Regions from separate parts of the Homo sapiens genome. Here region 1 is linked to region 2. A link is an interaction called in ENCODE POLR2A ChIA-PET data of the cell type or tissue named here. Cell type or tissue: HepG2. All regions are shown on one strand.

Region 1 (4,000 bases), 58 kb before region 2:
TGAATAAATCTGTATGCCTTTTCTCTTACTTTGTCAGTTGATTTTCCGTGAATCTCCTGAGGGCAGAGGGCAAGTTTTCCCTTGGCCTCTATAGTCTCCAGTTTGTTTAACAGTCAAATGGAAATGACAGACGCGTACTGAACGTTGACCTAAAAGAAAGAAGCTGAAGCAACATTAACATGAGCGGAGGGTTTATTTGGGCCAAGCTTGAGGATTGCAACCTGGGAGCAGAGATTCTATTTGCCCTGAATATACACTCTGATTGGCAACAGTTACAGTAGTTTTTCGAAGGAAAAGAGGTGGCTGGGCGCGGTGGCTCACGCTTGTAATCCCAGCACTTTGGGAGGCCAAGGCGGGTGGATCACTTGAGGTCAGGAGTTCGAGACCAGCTGGGCCAACATGGCGAAACCCTGTCTCTACTAAAAATACAAAAATTAGCCAGGTGTGGTGGCGTGTACCTGTAATCTCAGCTACTTGGGAGGTTGAGGCAGGAGAATTGCTTGAACCTGGGAAGTGGAGGTTGCAGTGAGCCGAGATTGCGCCATTGCACTCCAGCCTGGGTGCCAGAGTGAGACTCCGTCTCAAAAACAAAACAGAAAAAACAAAAACAGATAACATTGGCTATACATTGTTCTTTCTTTTTGAGACAGAGTCTCGCTGTGTTGCCCAGCCTGGAGTGCTCACTGTGCCCTCCGCCTCCCGGGCTCAAGTGATTTCCTGTGCCTCAGCCTCCTGAGTAGCTGGGATTTACCGGTGTGAGCCATCATACCCGGCCTACATTGTTCGTTGTGTCACAAATTCCAAGAACATGAAGATAATGGTGAGGCAGCTGGTCTGGAACAAAGCGTCCTGAAACAATTGTCCCCAGCCATTTTTGCAGAAGTGTGGGATTACTGAGGCCCCACACTCATCCCTCTTGGCCGTACACCCCGCCTAGTTCCGACTCTGCTCTGAGCTACTTCTTTTTCTCATCAGTGTAAGAGAGAGCCCCAGAGGGGGCTTCGGTGAGGATTTTATTCTGTGTGGCTGAGGGCCCCAAGGTTGCTGTAGTAATTGGGCCCTGCCAGGGTATCCCTCTCCATAGCCCCTGCCCTGAACAGTTTCCACTGCAGGTGTCCCCAGGACAGCTCCCTCAGGGTGGCCCCTCCTAGGGTGGCTCCCCAGGGCAGCTCCTTGACCTTGCGTTTCTCCACAAGCTCAGGTTGCCCCTCGGGGAGGAGCAGGACCTGGTCTCCTGATGGGAAGCGCTTTCCCTGGTCACTGACCCTGCAGCCAGTGGGAAGGTGGACAGGGCTCTGGAAGAGCCTCTGGGGACCAGGGTGAGGGTTCAGGACTCGACTTCCACTGAAGCCCAGCTGTGTGTGGGGAGCTGGCATTTTCCTGAGGAAACATGAAAGCTCCAAGATAGAGGCCATGTGGGAGCAAAGTTTGAAGGGACTCCCAGAGATGGGGTGGGAAGGGGCTGGGCTTGAGGCTGCTGCTGACCTTGTGGAGAGCAGGAGGTGCCAGTCTCTGCCAGCGAGCCCCTTGATGTTACATTCCAGTGTGGTGTCTGTGCCTGTGTGTGGCGGGGCTGGGGGCAGGGGTGCGCTGCTGGTGCTTCCATCTGGAGCCAGAACAGAAAGCTGCTCGGTGGCCCAGAAATCTTTGAACCTGTAATTGGAGCTATCGCAGCTGGTTGGCGCTGTGAATTGGAGTTTAAAAGGAGACAATCAAAGGCACTTTATTCTCTTTCAACTGGAAGCTGGGAACTACCCCAGGACCGGCCCCTTCTTCCCGAGAAGAGCCTGCTTAGGGTTGTAGTGTTACGCAAATGGTGGCCCCTTCCCCCTGGGCTCTGGAGGCCGCTCAGGGGTTGCCCACGTGACAGCTGCCTCGGCCCAGCCCTGACCTCCCGGCCTGGAGGAGGGGATGTGTGTGCTGCCAGCTATGTTTGTTCAAAGCCAAGCTCTGCAGGCCATCCTGCCTTTTGGAGATGTGAGTTCTTTTTCTGCATTGACAGAGCCCCAATTGGAGGCAGCCTGCTGGGGTTCGGGAAGTGGCTCTGGACGCCTGGGGCATTGCTAATTTGGGACTAACACCCACAGTCAGGAGAGGGCCTTGAAATGAGGGGCATGGGTCTTGTCTTTTTGCACCTTGGACAAGGGATGGAAGAAGCCTCTGCATGGGGAGGGTGGGGAGTTGAGCTGCTTCAGCGGGAACACGTGGCCTGAGTGGAGGGATTCTGCAGCAGTTCATGAGACCTGCTGACATGGGGATCCACCTTAGGCCCCCTGGTGGCCTTCATCTTCCCCACCCCTGTGGGCCTGCTCCATCCTTGTCCCATCAACCACCTTGAGGCCCTCTGGTTGGTCCCAACTCTGAAAGGGCTCTGCTGGTCCCAGCTGGGCAGATACATGACCTGGCCAAGGGGGTGGCAGGTACTGACTGGGAGGTTCTTGTGGAACCCACTGGCAGGGAGAGGAAGGCAGGAGGTTCCCAGAAAGAGGGGCAGCCCTTTTTTTTTTTTTTTTTGAGACGGAGTCTCGCTGCGTCGTCCAGGCTGGCTGGAGTGCAGTGGCGTGATCTCGGCTCAATGCAAGCTCCGCCTCCCGGGTTCACGCCATTCTCCTGCCTCAGCCTCCTGAGTAGCTGGGACTACGGGAGCCCGCTACCACGCCTCGCTAATTTTTTAATATTTTTTTAGTAGAGATGGGGTTTCACCGTGTTAGCCGGGGTGGTCTCAATCTCCTGACCTTGTGATCCGCCCACCTCGGCCTCCCAAAGTGCTGGGATTACAGGCGTGAGCCACTGCGCCCGGCTTGGGGGCACAGTCTTGAGCAGATGAGGACGGAATCCACTGCCCACAAGAACCGTGGCAGGTGTGAGGTAGCTGCTGTGTGGCAATGAAAGCTTCTCTGCTTGGGCAGACGGCAGCTCCTGAACCTTCTCCGGAGCCCATCTGTGCACTTCCTTGTAAAATCCAGTTTTAGTAAGGACCTGATCACCCTTTATGTAACCACCCAGTGAGTTCACTTTGCCCGCTGCCTGCACAGAGCCGATTTATCAAGACAGGGGAATTGCAATAGAGAAAGAGTAATTCACGCAGAGCCGGCTGTATGGGAGACCAGAGTTTTATTATTACTCAAATCAGTCTCCCCGAGCATTCGGGGAGCAGAGTTTTTGAGGGTAATTTGGTGAGTGGGGGAAGGCCAGTGAGTTGAGAATGCTGATTGGTTGGGTTGGAGACAAAATCATGGGGAGCCGAAGCTGTCCTCTTGTGCCGAGTCAGCTGCTGGGTTGAGGCCACAGGATCAGATGAGCCAGTTTATGGATCTGGGTGGTGCCAACTGATGCATCAAGCGCAGGGTCTGCAAATACCTCAAGCGCTGATCTTAGGAGCAGTTTAGGGAGGGTCAGAATCTGCACTGATCTTAGGAGCAGTTTAGGGAGGATCAGAATCTGCACTGATCTTAGGAGCAGTGTAGGGAGGGTCAGAATCTGCACTGATCTTACTTAGGAGCAGTTTAGGGAGGATCAGAATCTGCACTGATCTTAGGAGCAGTGTAGGGAGGATCAGAATCTGCACTGATCTTAGGAGCAGTTTAGGGAGGGTCAGAATCTGCACTGATCTTAGGAGCAGTTTAGGGAGGGTCAGAATCTGCACTGATCTTAGGAGCAGTGTAGGGAGGGTCAGAATCTGCACTGATCTTAGGAGCAGTTTAGGGAGGGTCAGAATCTGCGCTGTTCTTACTTAGGAGCAGTTTAGGGAGGATCAGAATCTGCGCTGTTCTTACTTAGGAGCAGTTTAGGGAGGATCAGAATCTGCGCTGATCTTACTTAGGAGCAGTTTAGGGAGGATCAGAATCTGCGCTGATCTTACTTAGGAGCAGTTTAGGGAGGATCAGAATCTGCACTGATCTTACTTAGGAGCAGTTTAGGGAGGATCAGAATGTGCACTGATCTTACTTAGGAGCAGTTTAGGGAGGATCAGAATCTGCACTGATCTTACTTAGGAGCA
Region 2 (4,000 bases):
CTGGCCACAGCACGATGACCCCGAGCTCTCGGCAGTGACCCCTGGGTGGGTGACAGAGCCAGGATGGGGGTCGGTTGAAGGGGCTGGGGGAGCATGGTCAGCTGGGGGTGGGGGCAGCAGCAGGAGTGTGGCCCCTGCCCCTGCCTGCGCCCCTCCCCGAGTGTGTCCATCTGTGTGTCTCTCTGTCCCCCACATGCCCACCCTGTGCCGAGCCCATCTGTTCCTTTCTCTCTTCTGCGTGGATCCCAAAATCTTCCCAGGGAAAAAGCTGGGAGAAAGTGGGAAGGGAAGGAGGGAAAGGGCAGGGGGTGGGTGGGCAGAACCTGCTCCTGAGGTGGGGTAGGCGCCCAGCTCTGCTCCCCACTGACGGCCTGTCTGGCTTCTTCCTCCAGTGCTCAGCATTGGGGAGGGCGGTTTCTGGGAGGGAACCGTGAAAGGCCGCACGGGCTGGTTCCCGGCCGACTGCGTGGAGGAAGTGCAGATGAGGCAGCATGACACACGGCCTGGTGAGTGACCCCACGGCTCCCCGGGCAGCTCCCAAGGGGACCACCCCTTCCAGTTTCCCTTTGTTCTCTCTTGGTGCTAAATCCACATGGATATTCATAGAGAAAAGACTAGAGGTAAACTCAAACAAACACTCAAAGTAGATGCAAACTTGTGTACATGACACAGACACGTGTGCACACACTCTGCATATACTTGGGAACATGCGTGTATGTAACCTGACGCTTCACGTGCAGTGGAGACACATAGGACGTGTGTGACGGGGCCTCTGTCTGTGTGATCCCACATTGACTCCCAGTGACTTGCACCCCACCAGCACAGTCCTTCAGAAACACCAGGTGTGTGGAACGCATGATTCCTGCGTAGCTGGCAGACATGTAAGGAGGTCAGTGTGAGAAAAGAGGCGTTTTTCCAAAGTGGACAGATTGTCCAAGTGGGCAGAGCAGGCAGGCCCGGAGCAGCCAAGAGGAAATGAGGCCAGTTGGGCCTGGAGGTGCCCTGGTGAGTGCCCTGGGGCAGGGATGGTCTGAGGGCAGCAGGTGAGGCTGGGCTGGTCCTCAGCCTGCAGGGAGGATGTGAAGGTGAAGGCTGCAGCTCCTGGGTTGGTGAGTGGCTGCTGTCCAGCCCTGCTGACCATCTGGTCCTTTGGGGGCCCCCGGGCTGGAGCTGGGTGCGTGTCTTGGGGGTGCCCTTGCAAGGAACCCTCAGGGGTCCCGGGAGGCCCCCAGATCCATGCATGTGCTTCTGTCCTGGAGAGCTGGTGGGCCAAGCAAACCTCTCCTGAGTGATGGTCACTGGGGGCCATCGGTGGTGTGTCTGGATCAAGGGTGCATGCACCCTCCCTCTGCATGTGAAGGGCTCAGGCCTGGGGTTACTGTGTCCCCATCTCTGTGTCCCCACCTCTGAGAGTTTCCCAGCGACTCCACCCCTGTACGGCCTGGACCCCTGCCCTGTGCTGAGCTCAGCAGAGGCCCAGGGAGGCAGGAGCTTCGCCACTGACCTTTTCCTGGGCCGGTGCCCTTTCCTCCTTCCTTGGCCTTGTTCTGCCTTGCTCTGACTGGTGGCTTAGAGTGTGGAAGGGACTTGGCCCCCTGTTCTCAGCCCGCGGAGGGTGGATAGGGCAGGGTCCAGATGGGAAATGGTTTCAGAGATTTGGGCCCTGGTTCAGACAGTATGGGAGAGGGGAGGGGAAGGAGAGGTAGGGGGATCCACACCTGTGGCGGGAGCGGGTCTTGAGCTCCCCCACGTGGTGGTGAGGAAGGTTCTGGTTTGAGGACTGTGTGGAGTGAGGGGCATTTGGACCTACGTCTGAAGCTGACGGGGAGGGAGGGGGGTTTAGGCTGGAGTCAGAATTGGAGAGCAGCAAATGTTTTTTAGGTGTTTGTCATGTGCTGGGCCCTGTGCTGGGAGCCGGGATCACGGAGGCTCAGCTGGAAGCCTTGTGGGAGCAGTGGCTGTGACGGGGGCCGTGTGAGCGTGGGAGCTCCCTGGGCTGGCCTGAAGGAGTCAGAGAGGGCCTCAAAACAGAGGCATTGTCTGAGCTGAGTCCTCTAGGTGGTCAGCGGCTGGGGCTGAGGGGACAGCCGTGTGTGCAGGGTCCGTGTGGCGCTCTACAGCTGTGTGTCAGCACGGCCTGCTCTGAGTGCCTGGCACAGTTTTAGCACTTCTACACGTATAAGTCGTTGACTCATCCCAGCAGTCCCAAGAGGTGGGGCCACTTGTTGTTATTCCATTTCTAGGGGGTCACATGGCCCTGAGGGGCAAAGTCTTGTTTGCAACACAGGCAGCAAGTTCTATGTGAGTGAAACGCCTGCATGGGGTGAGGGGCGAGGCTGGTGTGGGGACCACGGGGTGGTCAGGTGGCATGGAGTCAAGTGACAGTGTGGCATCATGGCGGAGGGAACCCAGCCGCAGTGTCTGATTGTGCAGGTTGTGTAGGATCAAAGCCCGGGCTGGGCAGAGCAGAGCAATGGAGAGGAGGGTTCAGGTCTGGGCTCCAGCCAGCAGCCATGGTGTGTGTGACCTGGGGAGTGAGTGTCAGAGGTCCCGGGGTAGACGGGAGTATTTCATGAGTGGGCAGCGGGAGAGGGACCTGCGGAGGCTGCCTGCGAAGGGCAGGGAGTGGGAGCAGTGACAGTGCCCTCTGACCTTGGCTGCAGGCCCTGCTGGCCACACTGCGCAGAGCCTCTGCTCTGGGATCCCGGGGCCGAGTTCTGCCAGAGGCCAGAGTGCAGCCCAGGAACAGGAACCTGCTTCCAACAGGCCCAGATCTGCTCCCCCCACCCCCCAAAAAAATCCATTTCCGGGACTGGAGTGGGGACAGAAAAGGACTTAAAGGTTAGGGAGGGGACATAGTCCCTGTGCGTGCAGGGGCTGGTGCCCAGAGCCGGTGCCTGCTGTGGGATCGGGAGGCGAGTCCTGGTCACTTACCCAGCAGAGAGCAGTCTCCCACGGCACCTCCTGGCAGGCAGAGGGTGGAGCTGTGAGGGAGGGAATGGAGAAGCGAGGTCAGGTGTGTTCTGGAGGCCCAGCAGGAGCAGGCCCTGTGCCTTCCCTCCCCTCCCTCCTTCCCTTTCTTTGCAGTAAGGTCAGCACTTGGGTGGGTAGTAGGAGATGGCTGTGTTGGGCATTTTCTCTTCAGCTGGCTTTTATGTGTCTTATTAACAAAACTGGAAAAATGAGTTTGTGTTATGTAATCCATACAATTTGTTTGGTTGACAACATCTGAAAACAGGAGGCTGGTCAAGTGCAAGTGTGGCGGGTTCTTCAGCAGGCAGCACCATGACACTTCCGTGCCTCTGTCGACGTGGAGAAGGGTGTGATGGAGGAAAGGAGGGGTCTGATGCCCCACCTGAGTGGTGATGAGGCTTGGCCTGAGCTGGCCTTAGGTTCAGCGGGATGAGGGGTGCAGGTGTGGTTGGGGAATGCCAGGATAAGATATAGGTCATCAGAACCAAGGGGATCCTCCAAGTTGGATTTCTCTATTCTATATGGGCGGGCTTAGAGGGGGCTGTTGACTTACTGAGAGTCACACAACGTAGTAGCTGGGACCTGGAATCCAGCCCGATACTTTTTTGATATCTGTGCCTTCTGATAGAAATAGGCACTCTTTCCTCTTTCCGTCCGGCCACTGCTCCACCTATGTTTACAGCCATCTATCCTTTGACTCACCCACCCATCCCACCATCATCTTCTTAACCGTTGACTCACCAGCCAACCCAATCCACCACCCCTCCCTTCCTCCATCCATCCACCTCTCCACCTACCTGTCTACACACCCAGTCCATCCATCCATCTACCCATGTATCTGTCTGCTCTTTGACCTATCTACCCATGGCCCTCTCCTTCCCTCCCTCCATCCACTGGTCCAGTGCCTTTCAATCCACCCTTCTGTCCGTCTATCTCAGATGCACCTGTCCACCATTTACTCTCCTAGTCAGCATCCCTTCTGTCCGTCTATCTCAGATGCACCTGTCCACCATTTACTCTCCTAGTC

What was found. ChIA-PET counts read pairs that join two places held together with the same protein. Peaks named below come from ENCODE experiments on the same cell type or tissue, not always from the same donor. Only the 100,000 strongest peaks of a DNase experiment are listed, where the experiment ranks them.
Region 1: POLR2A ChIA-PET joins it to region 2 with 51 read pairs; 3 of 35 experiments call an interaction of 5 or more read pairs at or near these places.

The regions. Positions count from the first base shown.
Region 1 is chr22:50,640,253-50,644,252 of GRCh38, forward strand. No RefSeq gene overlaps it. Among named protein-coding and RNA genes, the nearest start is that of ARSA, 14 kb to the left of the region's middle. RefSeq lists enhancers at 1,251-1,814, 1,815-2,379, 3,101-3,602, 3,603-4,000. In HepG2, CTCF peaks have their summits at 1,670 and 2,282 (motif pointing left); DNase peaks (open chromatin) are centred at 179, 1,789 and 2,249; H3K4me3 peaks cover 1,573 bases.
Region 2 is chr22:50,698,298-50,702,297 of GRCh38, forward strand. SHANK3 (SH3 and multiple ankyrin repeat domains 3) reads left to right here. Exons shown (of 25, transcript NM_001372044.2): 15 at 393-506. Among named protein-coding and RNA genes, the nearest start is that of SHANK3, 27 kb to the left of the region's middle. In HepG2, a CTCF peak has its summit at 1,737 (motif pointing left); DNase peaks (open chromatin) are centred at 1,744 and 2,264; H3K4me3 peaks cover 1,723 bases.